Regions from separate parts of the Homo sapiens genome. Here region 1 is linked to region 2. Evidence: read pairs that join two places in POLR2A ChIA-PET (ENCODE). Cell type or tissue: Panc1. All regions are shown on one strand. Links, peaks and the distances in the headings refer to the core of each region. The heading gives the core; the rest is flanking DNA.

Region 1 (10,141 bases), core at 2,151-7,150, 200 kb after region 2:
TTTAGTTAGAAAACATGTTAATGAAGTTGTGATACAGTCTGAACTGTTTGTGAACTCACTATTTTCTCATCAGATTGGTTTTCATTTGATCAGCTTATGGTCTCAGGCAAGCCCTTTAACCACTCTAGGTTTTGATTTTCTTCTCTTTAAAAACTGAATTTGCTAGTTTTATAAACCTTTTTTTTTTTTGCTGACTTTGATATGGTTTGTGAGTACCCTGTTTTGGGATTTTTTTTTTTTTTTTTTTTTTTGAGACGGAGTCTCGCTCTGTCACCCAGGCTGGAGTGCAGTGGCGCAGTCTCAGCTCACTGCAACCTCCACCTACTGGGTTCAAGCAATTCTCCTGCCTCAGCCTCCCAAGTAGCTGGGACTACAGGCGTGCGCCACCATGCCTGCTTCATTTTTTTAATATTTAGTAGAGACAGGGTTTCACCGTGTTAGCCAGGTTGGTCTCAATCTCCTGACCTCGTGATCTGCCTGCCTCGGCCTCCCAAAGTGCTGGGATTACAGGCATGAGCCACTGCACCGGGCTGTTTTGGGATCTTAAACACCTTATTTCTTTAATATCTTCTAAAAAATTACTAGCATAATGTTCATTGTTGGAAAATTCGGCCAGGTGCGGTGGCTCACGCCCGTAATCCTAGCACTTTGGGAGGCCAAGGCAGGTGGATCACGAGGTCAGGAGTTCAAGACCAGCCTGACCAGCATGGTGAAACTCCGTCTCTACTGAAAATACAAAAAATTAGCCAGGCATGGTGGCACACACCTGTATTCCCAGCTACTCTGGAGGCTGAGGCAGGAGAATTGCTCGAATGGTCCGGTAGGCAGAGGTTGCAGTGAGCTCAGATGGCGCCACTGCACTCCAGCCTGGGTGACAGAGCGAGACTCTGTCTCAAAAAAAAAAAAGAAAATTTGGAGAAAAGAGAACACTACAAAGAAAGGTAAATCCTGTCTCTGTTTCTGAAACAAAGTAAAATGACTGTTACCATGGTGTCTCCTTTCCAGGTTTTTTTCTAAGTATTTTTATTTAGTTTATAATAGTAAAAATTTTTTTATTTTAAAGGGATGTCAGTTTGATATTTGGTCTGTTAATTAGAACAAAACTCTGATTAACTACAGCTGAACTAATGAGACCCAAATACCTGCAGTATTTGGAGAAAGACACAGATACCTTCAACTAAGCAAGGATTCCTTTTTTGTTTTTTGAGACAGAGTCTCACTCTGTCGCCCAGGCTGGAGTGCAGTGGTGCCATCTCAGCTCAGCACAACCTCTGCCTCCTGGGTTCAAGTGATTCTAATGCCTCAGCCTCCTGAGTAGCTGGGATTACAGGTGTGTGCTACCACACCTGGCTGATTTTTGTATTTTTAGTAGAAATGGGGTTTCACCATGTTGACCAGGCTGGTCTCGAACTCTCAACCTCAGGTGATCTGCCCGCCTTAGCCCCCCAAAGTGCTAGAATTCCAGGTGCACAAGGATTCTTTTAATTTAAAAAAACCTGTCAGTGTTTGCGCTGGGATCAGTATTCCTTTATACCTGGTTCCTAAGTATTTATGTTACCAGTGCTTTCAGAGAAATGTCCCTCAGAAATGTTGGGCAGAGATAGCAGTGTCCTTTTAATGCAGCAGGTACTTTGATTTGATTGTGTTCTTCCTCACAAAGGCAGAGAAGTGGATGAATGTTTTTTTTTAAAAAAAGATATTTGGGCCGGGCCTGGTGGCTCATTCCTGTAATCCCAGCACTTAGGGAGGCCAAGGTGGGTGAATCACGAGGTCAGGAGTTTGAGACCAGTCTGTCCAAGGGAGTTTGAGACCAGTCTGGCCAACATGGTGAAACTCCATCTCTACTGAAAATACAAAAATTAGCCAGGCACGGTGGCACACACCTGTAGTCCCAGCTACTCGGGAGGTTGAGGCAGGAGAATTGCTTGAACCTGGGAGGCGGAGGTTGCAGTGAGCTGAGATCATGCCATTGCACTCCAGCCTGGGTGACAGAGCGAGACTCTGTCTCAAAAAAAAGAAAAAAAAGATTTTCAGCAGTAAGAGCCACCTTGGAAAGTTTCTGTGCTATTTACTTTCTCTAGCAACTCCCACTTCTAAGGTAGAATTTTAGATCCACTTACAGCTCTGTATCAGGATCCTCTGAAACATCTACCCCAAAGCTAGCCTAACCATTGAAACTCTTTGGACTTACACTGTAGAATCTTTGAGACATGTGAAAAAACTTTTCTAGAACCAAATGTGATTGGTCTAATATTTTAAAATTCTTTTTAGGCAAAGGGGCTGATTTGAGTAAGCCTCCATGTCGAAAAGCAAAGGAAATCCGGAAAGAAAGGAAAAGGTTAAAACTAATGCAGCAGAACCCAGCTGGAGAACTTGAGGGTTTCCAGGCTCAAGGTCACCCACCATCTTTGTTTCCACCAAAGGCTAAATCCAACCAGCCAAAATCACTCGAAGATTTAATTTTTGAGTCTTTACCAGAGAATGCATCACACAAGTTAGAGGTACTTTGGAGGACTTTTGTTGTTTGTTTTATTATGATTTTTTTTTGTTTGGGCATATCGTTTATTTTTATTTGAAGTTCTAATTAGTTGATGTTTGCTAGTTAAATAATGAGAATTTAAAAGAAATTAAAGAGAACTGGGAAGAAGTAACATTTGTATTTACTAAGTTAACTGCTGTTTGAGGGAAACTCCTTTTTTTTTAAAAGACTTTTTGAGAATACATAGTTGGCCACCAAACTTGTGAAAACAGTGTCAATTTTAGCATGCTACCTTGATTGAAATTTAATAGTTAAAATGAAAGAAATACTCTTTAAAATTGTGTTTTTAGCAGTTTTGGTTTAGATAGTGAAAGACAATAGATTACACAAGGCAAATCACTATTTCATCCATTATAATATTCTGATCTTGGTAAAGACAGCAAATGGTGTCATATACATAAGCCAGCAGTTAGGAATTATCTAAATAGGGCTAAATTGTACTGCTGAAATCCTCTCTCATTAGTGCCAAAACCACTTTGGGCATAATATGAATACTTTTAGAGCCAAATTCCTCCATTTTTCCAAATTTATTTTCGTTTCTAGATCAGATCAAGATTTCTCAGTATTAGTTTCTCATATATAAAATTCAAAAACAAGGGCTGGATGTGGTGGCTCACACCTGTAATCCTAGCACTTTGGTAGGCCGAGGCAGGTGGATCTCTTGAGGTCTGGTGTTTGAGATCAGCTTGGCCAACACAGTGAAACCCCGTCTCTACTAAAATATAAAAATTGGCCAGGCGTGGTGGCGTGCACCTGTAATCCCAACTCCTAGAGAGGCTGAGACACCAGAATTGCTTGAACCCAGGAGGTGGAGGTTGTAGCGAGCTGAGATCACACCACTGCACTCCAGCCTGCGTGACAGAGCAAAAGACTGTCTCAAAAAAATTCAAAAACATTAGCCATAATGATTTTTATCTTATTCTCATATGTGATTAGTAACTGGTCAGCCTTTGAATTTTGTAGCTTACTATCATCTAAAAATATCACTTATCACTGAAGTCCTGATAATAAAAATTAACTTTCATGCATTCTAAGCCTTAATTCAGTATATGTATTATCAGACGTAGAATTTAGCTTTTTTTTTTGAGACGGAGTTTCACTCTTGTTGCCTAGGCTGGAGTGCAATGGCGCGATCTCGGCTCACTGCAACCTCTGCCTCCTGGGTTCAAGCGATTCTCCTGTCTCAGCCTTCTGAGTAGCTGGGATTACAAGTGCCCACCACTACGCCCGGCTAATTTCTGATATTTTTAATAGAGACAGGGTTTCACCATGTCAGCCAGGCTGGTCACGAACTCCTGACCTCAGGTGATCACCCGCCTCGGCCTCCCAAAGTGCTGGGATTAGAGGTGTGAGCTACCTTGCCTGGCCAGATTTTAGCTTTTATAACTCCTTGGCTACTCTGATTTGGATACAGATTTTTTTGTCCTTCCAAAATTGTAAACAGAGTTGAATACACTACTTAAAATATTTTACAAGGTGTCTTTTATCTTTGATCATAAATAGTAATGTATTCAGGAGGCCAAGCACGCTTAACATAACAGTTCTCCAGTGGTTACTTGTACTTTTTGAATGTAATGATACTCAGGATGTATAGAGATCTTTTACCACTGGGTGTCGCTCTTTCTTCATAGAATTACGTCTCACGGCACACATGTCCAGTTTCCAGCTGTTTTCATTGCATTGCATTTGACTGTTTTACTGTTCTGTTTTGCTAATACATTTTAAGTGGCTAGTAAATAATGTTAAAGTAAATGTTAGCCATTACTGCGTGCAATTACTGTTTTAAACTTATCCTTATTTTACAAGGTTACTTGACCAAGATGGTGACATTGTAAGATTTGAACAAAGGAAATGTGACTTCAGAGTCATGGTTGTTAACTATGCTATGAAGTAGGAAAACTTTATGAGGTCTTTTTAACTCAAACAGTCAAGTTTTAAGTTGAGGGTTAGCAATGATGAATGAGTGGCCAAAAAATGTATTCATATTTTTAGTCTTTCTTAGAATTACTGGTAGTTGTGCACAACTAGAGGGTATTTATTTGTGTGTGTATGTGTCGTGTGTGTACGAGTGCTGGAAATACTCTGCCAGTTTACAGTAGAGGCAGGCTTACATAATTCAGTCATGAAAGCTGAGGCTTATAGTTTAGAGGGGATCGTCCTCTTCTTAATGAGTCTGTAAGTTACAAAAATAACTTTTTTCTTTATTTACTAACTGGTTGGTTTTTAATATTAAAATATTTAGGTGCTTTAATAATTGTTGAAACTTGGTTTCTTGGATGGGAGTTACTCTTAATGCATATTCCACAGAATGAATAAATGAATGAATTAGTAAACTTGTTTTTTTAACTGCTTCTGAAGGTGAGGGTGGTGAGATCATCTCCACCAAGTTCGCAGTTCAAAGCCACACTTCTGGAGTCTTACCAGGTCTATAAACGTTACCAGATGGTTATTCACAAGAACCCACCTGATACGCCAACCGAAAGCCAGGTCAGCAGGCCAAGTGTAATTTTCCTGTGCAAACAGAGCTTTCCCTTCCACTTAATATCATTTAATGAAATCTTGGTTTATTTGTGCTACATTTTATTTGTGTTCAATTTGCAGCATATCTGCAAAGACCTAAGACTGAATTAATGGACATTCTGAAAGTGCAAATTTTACCTAGTGCCATGTTAAGTACCAGCCATGTATAATTTCAGAGTCAAAGTAACATGTAAAATTATTTAAAGTCACTATTTTAGATGCATTTATCTAAAAGATAGTAATAGAGCTCTAAATTAAAATACCTGTGAGGAAAACTCAGGAAACTATATTTTTATGGTAGATACGTACTTTGCCTAACATGATTTTAATGCTTTATCTGTATTTGAAAGATGTATGTAGGAATAATTGATCCCAGTTAAATTATTCTTTATTAATGTGCTACCCTTGCACAATTGAGTGGGACTAAAAAAGGAAGATAGTAGAACATTTTAATAGAAGAACTCATATGCTAATAATTTTGTAAGTTAAATGACCCAAGAAAAATCTGTAAAGGAAAAAAGCTTAAAACACTTAGTATAAGTAGAGGTGGCAAAAGTAGCGATCATCACCATGATTAACAACAATATTGACTCTAGTTTATGCAGAAAACTACAATTAGTGGAGAGAGAGAAAAAAAAAAGAACAAATTGTTGGCTCTTATGAGGTTGAGATTTTCATAAGTTTTAGTACAGTTAGCACTTCGGTCTCTGCACCCGTCTGCCTCGTCTAAGGTTTCTTTTCATGACAAATTCGAGTTCGAGCTTTGGCGTGGATTTGTGGAGATCTTACTGTAGCCTCACCTTCAGAAGCATATCATCAGAGATGTTTCAATAGCATTTGCTTGTATTTTCCTTGCTCTGAAGGTGAGGTTAGTACCTGTCTCCTTTGAGGACCCAGAGTTCAAGTCGTCTTTCAGCCAGTCCTTTTCTTTGTATGTCAAGTATCAAGTGGCCATACACCAGGATCCACCCGATGAATGTGGGAAGACTGAGGTATTGTTAACTGTTGTTTTCTGTGTTGATAAGGTTGTCTGGGAAGAAGTATAATATATACCATTTTCTTGTCAGGTGGAGCTGATGACCCTTTCAGTGTGTATTACTGAACTTCTGTGAACACTCACATGACTCATACATGTGAGCATTTTAAATCCTTAGAAAAAAGGATTGCAAATTCAGGATGCGTTCTTAGTGTTTTCTCTAGGAACCTGAAAGTAGTGGTTTATAAGGTCAGTCATCCACTCTAGGTCAACAGTCATTTACTGAGTGCCCATCGTGTGCCAGACTGTGCACCACAGAACAAAAGGAGTCTCTGTCTTCAAGAAATTGATAATCAAATGGGAAAGACAGACCAATAAGCAAAAATACCTTAACAACAAGTGAATTAGAAAGAAATACCTACACCTAACCTACCGAACATCATAGCTTAGCCTCGCCTGCTTTACACATTCTCAGAACACTTATAATCTGCAGTTAAGCAGAATCATCTAACACAAAGCCTATTTTATAATAAAATGTTGAATATCTCATGTAATTTATTGAATACTGTACTGAAAGTGAAAAACGGAATCGTTTTCCATCATTGTAAAGTTGAAAAAGCATAAGTCCAACCATTATAAGTTGGGGACCTTCTGTTAGATATAATATGGTTTAACGGGCGTTTATTGAGGGTCTGTCTTTGTCAGTCTTGGGATATTGAAATGAATGAGATGGCATCGTTGTCACAGTAGAACCATGGTATGTTGGAAGAAAGAGGCCAACAGATGCAGAAGAATTAGAGTTTTGATTTTTTGACTGCTTTTGTTTTTTTAATGACACGATGTGTAAGCTAAAAAGAGAGGGTTAATACAACAGGAGTTAATGCTGCATGTTCCCTGAGAAAGGGCTCACTTCCCAGATCCCCCAGAGTCTTCTGGTTAAAGTGTCATTTGCAGACCTGCAGCATCAGCAGTACCTGGAACACAGACTCTCAGTCCTATTCATTCAACATCTACTTTTTTTTTTTTTTTTTTGAGACGGAGTCTTGCTCTGTTGCCAGGCTGGAGTGCAGTGGCGCAATCTCTGCTCACTGCAACCTCCACCTCCCGGGTTCAAGCGATTCTCCTGCCTCAGCCTCCTGAGTAGCTGGGACTACAGGCGCGTGCCACCACAGCCGTCTAATTTTTATATTTTTAGTAGAGATAGGGTTTCACCATGTTGGCTAGGTTGGTCTTGATCTCTTGATCTTGTGGTCTTCCTCCTTGGCCTCCCAGAGTGCTGGGATTACAGGCATGAGCCACCGGGTCCGGCCAGAATCTACATCTTAAACTGGGTTTCCAAAGGATTCAGATGCACATTTCAGTTTTGAGAGGCTATGTCCTAGGTTCCCTGTTGATCCATGCCACTGTGGGTGATAGCATTTGCAGATAGTAAGGATTCTGCTAGGCCTAGGAAGCTTCCTTTGATATTCTCAGGGGGTCTTTTTGCTTTCTGAACTTTCCTCCTTCCTAGTGCTCTGGAGATGATGCCTTTCTACCTCCCTGCTTAGCAGGTAGGAATAGTTGGACAAAATGTTTCTGTGGCCCGGTGTATTTATTCAAGACTTCCCCAGGAGCTTCTCCTAGTAGGCTTCAGGCCTCTGGGAAGTCCCTTTATGCAGACTTAGAGCAGCACTAAAGGCATTCATAGTCTGAATTGGGGTGGTAGACAGGTATGCAATTCCAGTGCCTTTAGAATTAGCCATTGGATTAGTAGGGACAGCCAGCTTAGTGTGAAACTGGAGGTTAGAGAGGTTTTTCTGAGGGAAGTGACATTTGAGCCAAGTCTGGAAAGATGAGTAGGTGTTTGCCAGGACAAAAAGGGAGAAAGGTGTTCTGGGCAGCAGGACTAGCAAAATGCAGAGGTGTGGAGGGTAAAATTGTATGCCATTTTGAGGAACTACTATTAATACTTAGTTTAGTATGGCCAGAACATAGAGTACCTGTTAGGAGGTAATAGGGGATGAGGCTTTTTTTTTTTTTTTTTTTTTTTTTTTGAGACAAAGTCTTGCTCTGTCTCCCAGGCTGGAGTGCAGTGGCGTGATCTTGGCTCACTGAGCCTGGGCTCACTGCAGCCTTTGCCTCCCGGGTTCAAGCAGTTCTTCTGCCTCAGACCCCTGCGTCTCTGGGATTACAGGTGTGTGCCACCATGCCCAGCTAATTTTTGTATTTTTAGTAGAGACAGGGTTTCACCATGTTGGCCAGGCTGGTCTTGAACTCCTGACTTCAGGTGATCCACCCACCTTGGCCTCCCAAAGTGCTGGGATTACAGGTGTGGACTACTGTGCCCGACCAAGGGATGAGGCTTTTTGGAGGTTTAGGTAGGAGCCAGATTTTTAAAAAAATAATATTTTAGAAATACTTAAACTGCGACATACCTATCAGCAGTCTTCAACTAGCCTCAACATGCTGCCATTCTTGTTTAATCTATCTCTCCATACTTTTTTGTTGTTATTTTGCTGTACTATTTTATACCAAATCTCAGACATATCATTTTATAATTAAGTCCTTCAGTATGTATCTTAACTGACTTAAAATGTGGGATGATCAGATACGTGCCTCCTAATGTAATCCAGTAAGAAGTATAAACCACCACCTGTGGAATGTTCTTGCTAAAGAAATTGAATCTGGATCTATCCAAGCTTCTAGATCTACTGACCAGTTCACAGGAAATATGAGGGGTAAAGGAATACGTTAAAATGACACTTGGGCACTTAGATAAATTACCTAGTTTCTTTAAATAAATTAATAAAGAAGCACTTAAAAAGGGAACTCTATTCTTAGATTAAAAGTTATTAATATAGACATCAAAAAATATATAACTACAGTACCATTATTACACCCAGCAAAATGTATATTATTTAATGCTTAGTACATGTTTGATTTTTTTTTTTTTGGTGGGGGGAGACAGAGTCTTGCTCTGTCGCCCAGGCAGGAGTGCATGGTGCCATATTGGCTTACTGCAGCTTTGCCTCCCAGGTTCAAGTGATTCTTATGCCTTAGCCACCTGAGTATCTGGGACTACAGGCATGTGCCACCACGTCTAATTTTTGTATTTTAGTAGCAATGAGATTTTGCCACATTGGCCAGGCTGGTCTTAAACTCCTGTAATCCTAAAGTGCTGGGATTACAGATGTGAGCCACTGCACCTGGCTGATATACTACATTTTGTTTTCCACTCATCCATTGATGGAATTTTTTTTTTTGAGCCGGAGTTTCGCTCTTGTCAACCAGGCTGGAGTGCGATGGCGTGATCTCTGCTCACTGCAACCTCCGCCTCCAAGGTTCAAGCGATTCTCCTGCTTCAGCCTCCCGAGTAGCTGGGATTACAGGTGCCCACCACCACACCTGCCTAATTTGTTTTTTTGTATTTTTAGTAGAGATGGGGTTTCGCCATGTTGGCCAGGCTGGTCTCAAACTCCTGACCTCGTGATCCACCCGCCTCGGCCTCCCGAGGTGCTAGGACTACAGACGTGAGCCACCGTGCTCAGCCTTGGGTGGTTTTTATTGTTTGGCTTTTATAGAAAATTCTATTATGAACATTTCACGTTCACGTTTTTATGTGGATGTGTATTTTCTTGGGTGTATACGTACGCGTGGAATTACTGGGTCACGTGGTAACTCATGTGTTTTCCTTTTGAGGATCTGCCAGACTTGTTTTTCAGAGAGTGAAATCATTTACCATTCCCACCGGAAGTGTATGAGGGCTCTGCTTTCTCCCTCCATGTGCTCACCAACACTTGTGTCTCTTTTTTCTTAAAATTGATTTTTATATTACTTGTAGCATGTGTAAAGTGGTGTCTCATTATGGTTTTGATTTGCATCTCCCTTCCTGTGCTTTTTGGCCTTTTGCGTTTCTTCTTTGGAGAATTGTGTATTCTAACCCTTTGCTCATTTTATTTTTTATTTATTTATTTTTTGAGACAGAGTCTCACTCTGTCGCCCAGGCTGGAGTGCAGCGGTGCGATCTCGGCTCACTGCAAGCTCCGCCTCTCGGGTTCGGGCCATTCTCCTGCCTCAGCCTCCCAAGTAGCTGGGACTACAGGTGCCCGCCACCACGCCCGGCTAAT
Region 2 (10,141 bases), core at 2,223-7,222:
ACCCAGCCACTGGGGAGGCTGAGGCAGGAGAATCGCTTGAACCCAGGAGGCGGAGGCTGCAGTGAGCCGAAATCACACCACTGTACTCCAGCCTGGGCAACAAGAGCGAGACCCCATCTCAAAAAAAAAAAAAAAATGTATATGTATATACATACACACACACACACACACACACACACAGAGAGAGAAAATGTTTATGACAGGCCAGGCGCAGTGGCTCACGCCTGTAATCCCAGCACTTTGGGAGGCTGCGGCGGGCAGATCACCTGAGGTGAGGAGTTCGAGACCAACCTGGCCAACGTGGTGAAACCCCATCTCTACTAAAAATAAAAAAAAATTAGCCAGGTGTGGTGGTGGGCACCTGTAATCCCAGCTACTTGGGAGGCTGGGGCAGGAAAATCGCTCGAACCCGGGAAGCAGAGGTTGCAGTGAGCTGAGATTGTGCCATTGCACTCCAGCCTGGGTGAGAAGAGCAAGACTCCATCTCAAAAAAAAAAAAAGTGTTTAAGACAGGACGCTACGTGGAAAGACAGGCACATGCTGGAGAGGCAAGAAGCAGGAATACGGAACCAAAACACCAGCAGACACCAGGTACAGTCAGAGTTCAGAGCAGGAAGAACCTGAGGTTATGATGTATATTAGGGAAAGTAACTTCAGGAGGCTGAAGGAAACCTCCATTCCATCGAATGGCTCACTTCTGCCCCACTGGATCAAGGGCCTCTCCCCTGATCACTTCCCCCTCCATCCCAGACTGCCAATGCCCAATTTCATCCCTTATCAATCCTGGGAAATGAGGCCAGAGACTGGAAGCATCCAAGGCTGGCTGGGTAACTGACAGGCAATATGTGATGCGGAAGGTCAGAGGCCAAACACTCCCCAGACACAGAGCATACTGGTTCCTTGCTGGGAGCTGGGAGTCTAAATCAAAGTTCATACATCTGATTTGTTGATGGGCATCCAAAGAGAAGCTTCGGAATGCTGGCGCCCTGAGTGACAGCACACTATCTTCACAGAATCACGGAGCGTCCTGTTAGGGGCACCCATGCATGCCAGACAGCATGAACTTCCCTAGACTAAAGGAGTTTCATCTAGTTATTCAAAGTCACTTATCAAGTGCTGCTACATCCTGGCCCTGTGCAAAGCACTAGGGTTAAAAAGTGAGATGCAACATGGTTCTTATGCTTACGTCTATCATCAGATAACGATGGCTACCACATGACAGGGATGGGAAAGGAATATTTTAACCAGCGTTGGAAGAGGTAAGGGGAGATGTTCCAGAAGAGGGAATAGTTAAGCTGAGTTTTAGAGGATAAGTCAGTGTTACCACGTTAGGATTTCTCAGATTAGAGTATTTCAATAGTTATGCATTTACATATTAGGAAAAAGATGCCATGAGCACACCAACTCATAACTTCACAGACATTGACTAGTAACACAACGAAATAAAAAATGAAAGCTGAGCCTGGTGGCTCACTCCTGTAATCCCGGCACTTTGGGAGGCCAAGGCAGGAGGATCAGTTGGAGTCAGGAGTTCGAGCCCAGCTGGGCCAATATGGTGAAACCCTGTCTCTACTAAAGATACAAAAAAATTAGCTGGGCGTGGTGGCAAGCGCCTGTAATCACAGCTACTCAGGAGGTTGAGGCAGGAGAATCACTTGAACCTGGGAGGCGGAGGTTGCAATGAGACAAGATCGCACCACTGCACTCCAGCCTGGGTGACAGAGCAAGACTTCGTCTCAAAAGAAAAAAAAAATCATAAAATAAAAATGAAGCCATTTTTAATAAGTAAGTAGATAGAAAGATAGTAAGTAGATAATAACACAAGTAGTGTACAGAGATGGTAAATGTCATGAATGTGGCCCATGAATGATTGACACTGGTGAAACATTGAGCTGAAAAAAGAAGAGGACATGGACCAGAAGAGAGAGAGAATATTCTAGGCAGTAAGAATTGACTCTCCAATGCCTTCTAATAAGGAAGTATATGATTAAGTCATTCATCAAGTATTTATTAAGACCTACATTTTGTTAGGTACTTCTAGGAGCTGCAGAAACAGCAGTGAAAAGACAACATCCTTGCCTTCATAGACAATGCCTTCTAGATAAGGACAAAAGGCCATATTCATTAAATACCAAATAGAGGCAAAGTCACTTAGGGCCATGAGCTGTTTTAGTCTTATAATGCCTGTGTACTGTCTCTTGAAACAGAGCATGGTCTCCATGAGGTCAGGAAACCAAGCCTTCCTGCAGTGCTCACCAGGCAGCTGGTCGGCTGGGCCTCCACTAGGTTGACCCCAGTCCAGTGCTCATCGTCCTCCATCCTTCCTCTCTCCTGCAAGACAAGACCCCCGCCTCCAGGCCAGCCTCCCTCAGCTCTACAGCTCAGGACCACCTTGCCCCATGACGCTCTTCTTCTCCCACAGGACAGTATCTCAGGGATTCACTCAAACACCAAGAATTCAAACTGAAAGGGTATGTGGGGCCTAGAAGATGACCCCATCATCTGCCAGCTTTGAAGAGTGGCAAAATGCCATCCACATGCCAACTTGCAGTGTGCCTCCCCCACTTAATAACTGGTAAAAGAACACCAAAAAGGTAATTTAAAAGCTTTTCTAAAATAACCACAATAATATTATGCACCATTTGTGAGCACTGGTCACAAAGATGGCCCTCTGCTAAGTGGCTCCCATCTCTTCTCTGCCTTAATTCTCTTAATGAGCCTATGCAGCAGGTACTGCTGTTGTCCTTAGCTGGCAATGGAGGAAGCAGGCTTTGAGTGGTGAACTCACCCGGAGGCCACACTGAGCAGTGCCACGGTTCATACATAGGCTCTGTGTGTGCAGAACTCAAACTCCTAACCAGTCTACAGTGACCACAGCTAAACTGTGGGTTATTTCTTATATACTCTAGACATGTCAGGAGGGGAATATGACATGAGGAACCCAGCCATATCATAGGAATTCAGCCCTCACACTCATAAGATCCATTTCACTGGTGAACTCTGAGGAACTTTCCTTCTTTCTTTCTTTTTTTTTCTTTTTCCTAGAAGGAATAGTGCTTTAGTCTTCTGAGCTAAGTCCTCACATTCCATGATGGGCTGTACAAGCAGCAAGATACATTCCTGAACTGCAACCCAGCAAAACTTGGTTACAGGGCGAGGAGGCATATTTGTAGAAGGGATTCAAGCCTCCTAAAAATTCAGCCATTACCTCCACCCATGCTAAGAGGAAATGTCAGCCTGAACCCAAAATATACACAAGGAAATGTGTGGGGGCAGCTCTGCACACGGCTCTCAGCCTCAGCCAGAATTTCTAGATGTGGCCTCGGCATTTTCCCTGAGGGCACACAGAGCCCAGTTCACACAAGCCAGGTCTGCACTGCTCGGACAGACGTGTGTTCCATGAGCCAAAGTGCTGACGGCTGGTCTCACAAGCCAAATGTACCTGGCCAGGCTCTCCCAGGGGCCAGTGTGCTCCTGCACTTGAACTTGGCCTAGTCCCAATTTAAAATAAGCCTTCGACTAAATAGGAAGCAATGCCCTGCCTGCTGTACCTTCTCTGGCAGAAAAACAACTTTCTCTAGGAGACAGTCAGATGTCCAAGTGACATCAGGGCAAAGGTGAAAAATAAACTATTTGATGGATCAGCCGCAGTAGTGTGAGGGTTTGGCAGGGCCAGGAGTGAGGCGCGGTTACGGGGTTCAGTTCAGCCTATGCAGTGGGCTTGATGATGTAGATGTCTTATGCTGCAACAAAGAAGCATCTGAGAGCCGAGTTGGTTTGATCTGCTTCTGCAGGCCTTAGGCCAGCTGTTCCGTGTTGTGTAGAAATACCTGGCGAACTTTGAAAATGTACTACCCCCAGGCTACACCCGCATATCCATTAAACCGGAAGCTCTGGGGGTGGCATCTAGGCATCAATATTTTTTTTAAGCTCTGTGGGAGTTTTCAGTGTGCAGCCAATGTTGAGAAGAGTGCCCCAGACCCCTTGCTACTTAAAGGGTGGCCCATAAACTGCCCAAACCGACGGGTGAAGCGTCACACAGTACCTTGTAGTAGGCAATACCGTCTAGGTCTGCGTAAGCACACTTTATGATGTTTGCACAATGATGAAATCGCCCAACAATGCATTTCACAGAGCAGCTCCCCATCATTAAGCAATGCATGACTGTAAAGATTCCAACTCAGCAGGCCTCGGGTAAGCACCTGAGACTCTGCCTTTTTCTTTTTTCTTTTTTTTAAAAAAAGGATGGGGTTGGCTGGGTGTGGTAGCTCACGCCTGTAATCCCAGCACTTCGGGAGGCCAAGGCAGGCAGATCACAAGGTCAGGAGATCGAGACCATCCTGGCTAACACGGTGAAACTCCATCTCTACTAAAAATACAAAAAAAAAAAAAAAAAAAAAAGCTGGGCATGGTGGCAGGCACCTGTAGTCCCAGCTACTTGGGAGCCTGAGGCAGGAGAATGGCATGAACCCAGGAGGCGGAGCTTGCAGTGAGCCGAGATCACACCACTGCACTCCAGCCTGGGCGACAGAGCAAGATTCTGTCTCAAAAAAAAAAAAAAAAAAAAAAAAAAGATGGGGTTTTGCCATGTTGCCCAGGCTGGTCTCGAACTCCTGAACTCAAGTGATCCTCCAGCCTTGGCCTCCCAAAGTGCTGGATTATAGGTGTGAGCCACCCTGCCCAGCTAAACACAATCATTCTACAAACATTTGTTGAGGGGCTACTATGTGCAGCCCACTGTGCTAAGGACTGGGGACCAGGCACAGTCCCTGCCATTGCAGGGGACTCCTTCCAATAGTGATAGATGTTCCTTGGGTGATACATGTGCCAGCTCTGGTCAAGCATTTCCAGTGCACTATTTCACTGAATCCTCATGAGGTAAGTATTAATTTTATACTCATTTTGCAGGTGAGGAAACTGAGACCTCATGAGACTAATATGACAAATGTCCTACAATGAATAAGCAGCAGATTTGAACCCAGATCTGTCCAGCTCAAAACACCCAATCTCTTCTGCAAATGAGAAAATCTGATTCACCAAACTGTAATACACTTGCCCCTGTCTTAAAATTATTGTCAGGCTACAGAAAGGAACCTCGCTACTCTGGTGGGAGGTAGGGGTACTCCTGGGGAGTGGAAGGGTCGGGAAGGCTTCACAGAACAACGTTTGTCTGAGCCTCTTGAACCAGAATGTGGTCCCATCACAGGCTACAAGTAGAGGGAGGGGCAAGGCAGGCAGAGGGGTCACCCAGAGACATGGGCACATGGGTCTGGCCAACATCTCTCAGCCACACTGGAGTTCCTGCCTCTTATGTCTTTACAGTCTGGGCCTGCTTCTGCACTTACACCTTTCTCCACATTTTTATACCAAAGGAAAAGGGGTTAAGAAGAGAAGACAACAGTCGGGCGCTATAGCTCATGCCTGTAATCCCAGCACTTTGGGAGGCTGAGGCGGGCAGATCACTTGAGGTCAGGAGTTCGAAACCAGCCTGGCCCACATGGTGAAACCCCGTCTGTACTAACAATACAAAACAGTTAGTCAGGTGTGGTGGTGCGTGCCTGTAATCCCAGACACTTGGGAGGATGAGGCAGGAGAGCTGCTTGAACCCAGGAGGTGGAGGTTGCAGTGAGCTAAGATCGGGCCACTGCACTCCAGCCTGGCCAACACAGCAAGACTCCATCTCAAAAAAAAAAAAAAAGGAAGAGAAGACACAAAATGGCCTTTGTTAGACCTTAGAGCCAGTGGCTTTTCAGGACCTTTCCTTCTCAGAAAGGAGCAGGGAAGAGTTACAGCTTTCCTCTTAGACTCAGTCACAGTCCCCAAATGCAGAATGCAAAGAGAGTTTCTTTTTTTTTTTTTTTGAGACAGAGTCTCGCTCTGTTGCCCAGGCTGGAGTGCAATGGCACGATCTCGGCTCACTGCAAGCTCCGCCTCCCAAGTTCAAACGATTCTCCTGTCTCAGCCTCCCGAGCAGCAGGGACTACAGGCGCACGCCACCACGCTTGGCTAATTTTGTATTTTTAGTAGAGACGGAGTTTCGCCTTGTTGGCCAGGCTGGTCTCAAACTCCTGACCTCAGGTGATCCTCCTGCCTTGGCCTCCCAAAGTGCTGGGATTACAGGCGTCAGCCACTGTGCCCAGCCCCAAAGAGTTTCTGAAAGCAAAAGTGTCACCCCAGGAGAGGCAATTTTCTACATTCCATTTTTACAGAATCCTCTCCATTGAAGATAAAATATGAACTAAATGAGAGGTATACACAACACTTCAACAGAAGCCTGGTAGTTCCTAACACATAAGCTTCCCATCTTCTTGAAAAAACAAAACTAAACCCTGCAGTGATCATTAAGTCGTTTTATCTCCCACAAATTTATAGCCCACTTGTAAAGAAACAGAGTTAAGCTGAGTTAAGCTGTAGCCTCTGTGCTTTGTGGCCCTGGCTTTCCTTTGCTTGGCTGACAGCATTTGCAGGAGGGTTGCCGAAAAACCACCAGCAAAAGCCAGTTGGGCCAGTGCTTGCAGCTTCTTTAATTCACCACAATTTGGGAAGTATGTGGATGCTGCTGGGGAGGACAGACTCAGATTAGAGTTCAACAGGAGAACGTTCTGCTGAAACTGGAGTTTTATCTCCTTCCAGCTGAGTGTGTCAGAAGGAGACTATGAATGACTATGAATGCCCAAGCCAGGCATGAGGTGGTACCTCATCTCAAAGGTGAGCTTCGCTGCTACCCAGCCTCAGGTGCCAGAGGAGCATCTGCCCAGCCATCCTTCATAGGTGGCCTGGAAAGGCAGTCTGGTCTGGGGTTGAGACTTAAGCCCAGGCTCGGCACTCACACTCTGCTCCAAATTCTCAGTCTGCCAACTCTGGCCATGTGTATGTTTCAATACCAGCTGCTTCGTCACTTGCCAGGAACAGTCTACTCCTCCAGCTATTATGTTATGGCGTCTGGCAGGCAGGGCCAGATGACTTTTCACCCTGCCCTTTCCTCTAGGGGTTTGGAATGGGCTCACAGCTCAAAATATCATGCCAAAATTGTCGAGGCGGTTTGTCCCATGAGATGTGCTCAGCACAGCCAGGCTCACCACACAGGCGTACTCCCACCCACTAATGTTAGCTTGCAGCCTCTCTGCAGCCGCTCCTGGCAAGAGGTTAACCCCAAAGCCCTAGATTCCACAAGGAAGGGAATGCATTCCCCACGGGTGCCAGATGGCTCCACTTCGCATCCTATACAATATTGCAACACGGAGAGCCACCCCCATTGGGAGGCTGAGGCTACAGGACGAGAAGAAGCATTAGAGGGTAGTGGCACATTCCAACAAATCCAGGCCAGATGTACGTGAACTCTATGAGCCCGTGTGTAAAAACACAGGTACCTACCATTAATCTACCTTAAGAATAGTCTTATCATCATTTAAGTGATGATGGTAATATTAATGATAGTAGCAATAAAAACAGTAACCTCTGGTACCTCAGTGCTTACTGCATGCCAGGTGGGCACTTTGCTAAGCTTTTCACACGTTATTTTTTACATAACTCTCTGTGGTGGACCCTAGCATTATACACATCTTTCAGGCAAGAAACTTAGGGTGGCTAAGGAACTTGCTCGAGGGTAAAGAGTCTAATAGCAGAGCCGTGAGTTAGACGCAGCCACCTGCCTCCAAAGTGCTGTCTGACCTCGTTTTTCAGGACAGGAACCCTCAGACTCACCTGATAGCTAGTTGTGTTGAATTATGTAGCAAACACGTATGCAGCGCCTAAGGTGCCTCATGCAAGGTATCAGGTGCTGGGTAACCAAGAGCCATGCCCTGCAAATCTAACATTCTCCAAGAAACAAGATCATAGCTTATTCTCTTAGCCAGAGGCCAAGACCAGCTCTCTATCAAAATGGCCACAAACATATCCATGCAAACATTTCTAGAAAGACAACCTAGGATCATGATGTCCAACTTCCTGATCCTACAGGGTACATAGCGAGCAGACAGGAGCCCGTGAACAGCTGACTCCTCACGTGTGTGCTGGGCCCTGGGCTGGGAGTCAACAAACCACATCTGTCACTCACCTGCCCCACATCAACCTACCTACCTACCCACCTAACCATTTACCCCAAACCTCTTTCTAGCAGAGGAGCGTGTACCCAGCGTGTCCTGAAAGCCCATCTCAGCTCTTCCCCGGTGAGAGAGCCCTCGGCTTCTCCTTCCAAGTGCCTGGCTTGGGTGCACATTTGCTGGGTGGCTGCTGAGCTGGCTGTGGGGATGGAGTTGCCCAGAAGCCCCCCTGCAGCTCAGGGACCTTGTCCACGAAGTCTCCACTGCAAGCTGACTTTGTGTCGGGTGTGCCGTGTCTCATCTCATCTTCTCCCCACTGTAACCCTCCTTTACCCCCAGGAGACATTGTCAGCCCCATTTACCTGCAAAGAAGCTGAGGCTTGGGGCAGTCCTAATAGCACCCAGCATCACCCCTCCAGTGGGAGCCAGGATTTAAACTCCGGCCGCCTACCAACCCTAGCCTCCAGCTTGATCTCATCCTCAGCCTCATTTCTCCTCCCTCCTACTCCCAGGGCCCTCCCCGTCCCCTGGGGCCACTTCAGAGCCCCGCTCTTCTCCCACCGAGTGTACTCCTGGCCTGAAAACTGAGTGCTGACCCAAATCCACTGTGCATTGGGGTCCTTGCTAGGCGCACCCTGCCCTCTCTCGGGACATAGACTCCCTTCCCCTGAGTTTCTTCTTCTTTCTTCTTTTCTCCTCCTTCTCCTCCTCCAACTCTTCTTCTTTTTCTTCTTCCTCCTTTTCTTTGAGACAGTACCTCACTCTGTCACCCAGGCTGTACCCAGGAGTACAGTGGTATGACCTTGGCTCACTGCAGCCTCGACCTCCTGGGCTCAAGCGATCCTCCCACCTCAGCCTCCTGAATAGCTGGGACCACAGGCATGTACCACCACACCACGCTAATTTTTCTTTTTCTTTTTGTAGAGATGGAGTCTCACTATGTTGCCCAAGCTGGTCTCTAACTCCTGGGCTCAAGCAATCCTCCCACCTCAGCCTCTCAAAGTGCTGAGATTATAGGCATGAGCCACCGTGCCCAGCAACCAGGCAAGTTTTTATTCCTAAACACCCTCGGCCAGGCTTGCAAAAGGAAAGGGCATTAAGAGCATCAGTAACTAGACCTGTTCCAGTGCCTTCCCTGGAAAAAGAAACACTTTCACAGTCTACATCTGAGTCATCAGGCTGCTAAAATATTTAACACTGGACTAACAGGCATTAAGAAAGCAGAGAAGAAAGAAGGGGCTGAGATGCTGTAAGCTGGGGCCTGTTCCTCATCCTGCCAGGTTTTCGGGACAAGAACAGTGCAGAGACATCAGTGGAAAAACCACATGTCTGCCCATTTGGGCTCCCTCCCAGTCTGGTGAGGGGCAGTCTTTTTTTTTTTTTTTTTGAGACGGAGTTTTGCTCTGTCGCCCAGGCTGGAGTGCAATGGCGCGATCTCAGTTCACTGCAACCTCTGCCTCCTGGGTTCAGGTGATTCTCCCACCTCAGCCTCCTGTGTAGCTGGGATTATAGGCATGCACCACCCTGCCCAGCGAATTTTGTATTTTTAGTAGAGACAGGGTTTTACCATGTTGGTCAGGCTGGTCTTGAGCTCCTGACCTCAGATGATCCACCAGCCTCGGCCTCCCAAAGTGCTGGGATTATAGGCGTGAGCCACCGCGCCTGGCCGGTAAGGGGCACTCTTGTAGGTGTGGCCACCGGGGGGTTTGTGGGCAGGGAGGGTTTGCCACAAGCGCTGCTGTCAGGAGCCAGTTCATGGGGCCATCCAGGGCTTCTTACAATGCCAGCTCAGATACGGGTGCGCAGGCCTGGATGTGAGGTCACATAGGTGAAGCCAAGCCCCCAGGTGCAATGGGAGGCCTCCTTGGGTGCAGGAAAGACACCTCCTGCTGATCCGCATTACTGGGCAGATGTGCCACGAACACACCTCAGCCTCCATTCTAGAGACACAACCACTTGGTCTCCCCACTTACAGAGCCAGCCAGCGGGAGGAAGGGGCGCCTAATACTCACCGAGCACCAGCAGGTGCTTGAGAAATGTCCAGGGCCTCACACACAGAGCCTCACCACACCCACTGGCTCTGATGGCAAGGATTAGCC

What was found. ChIA-PET counts read pairs that join two places held together with the same protein. Peaks named below come from ENCODE experiments on the same cell type or tissue, not always from the same donor. Only the 100,000 strongest peaks of a DNase experiment are listed, where the experiment ranks them.
Region 1: POLR2A ChIA-PET joins it to region 2 with 6 read pairs; 1 of 35 experiments calls an interaction of 5 or more read pairs at or near these places.

Annotation. Positions count from the first base shown.
Region 1 is chr10:121,894,751-121,904,891 of GRCh38, reverse strand. ATE1 (arginyltransferase 1) reads left to right here. Exons shown (of 12, transcript NM_001001976.3): 6 at 2,272-2,501; 7 at 4,898-5,026. Among named protein-coding and RNA genes, the nearest start is that of ATE1, 28 kb to the left of the region's middle. In Panc1, for the core only: a CTCF peak has its summit at 4,138 (motif pointing right); a DNase peak (open chromatin) is centred at 4,161.
Region 2 is chr10:122,095,984-122,106,124 of GRCh38, reverse strand. The region is part of intron 5 of TACC2 (transforming acidic coiled-coil containing protein 2); the gene reads right to left. Among named protein-coding and RNA genes, the nearest start is that of TACC2, 110 kb to the right of the region's middle. In Panc1, for the core only: no CTCF peak of the experiment used is centred there; a DNase peak (open chromatin) is centred at 4,104; H3K4me3 peaks cover 525 bases; H3K27ac peaks cover 4,898 bases.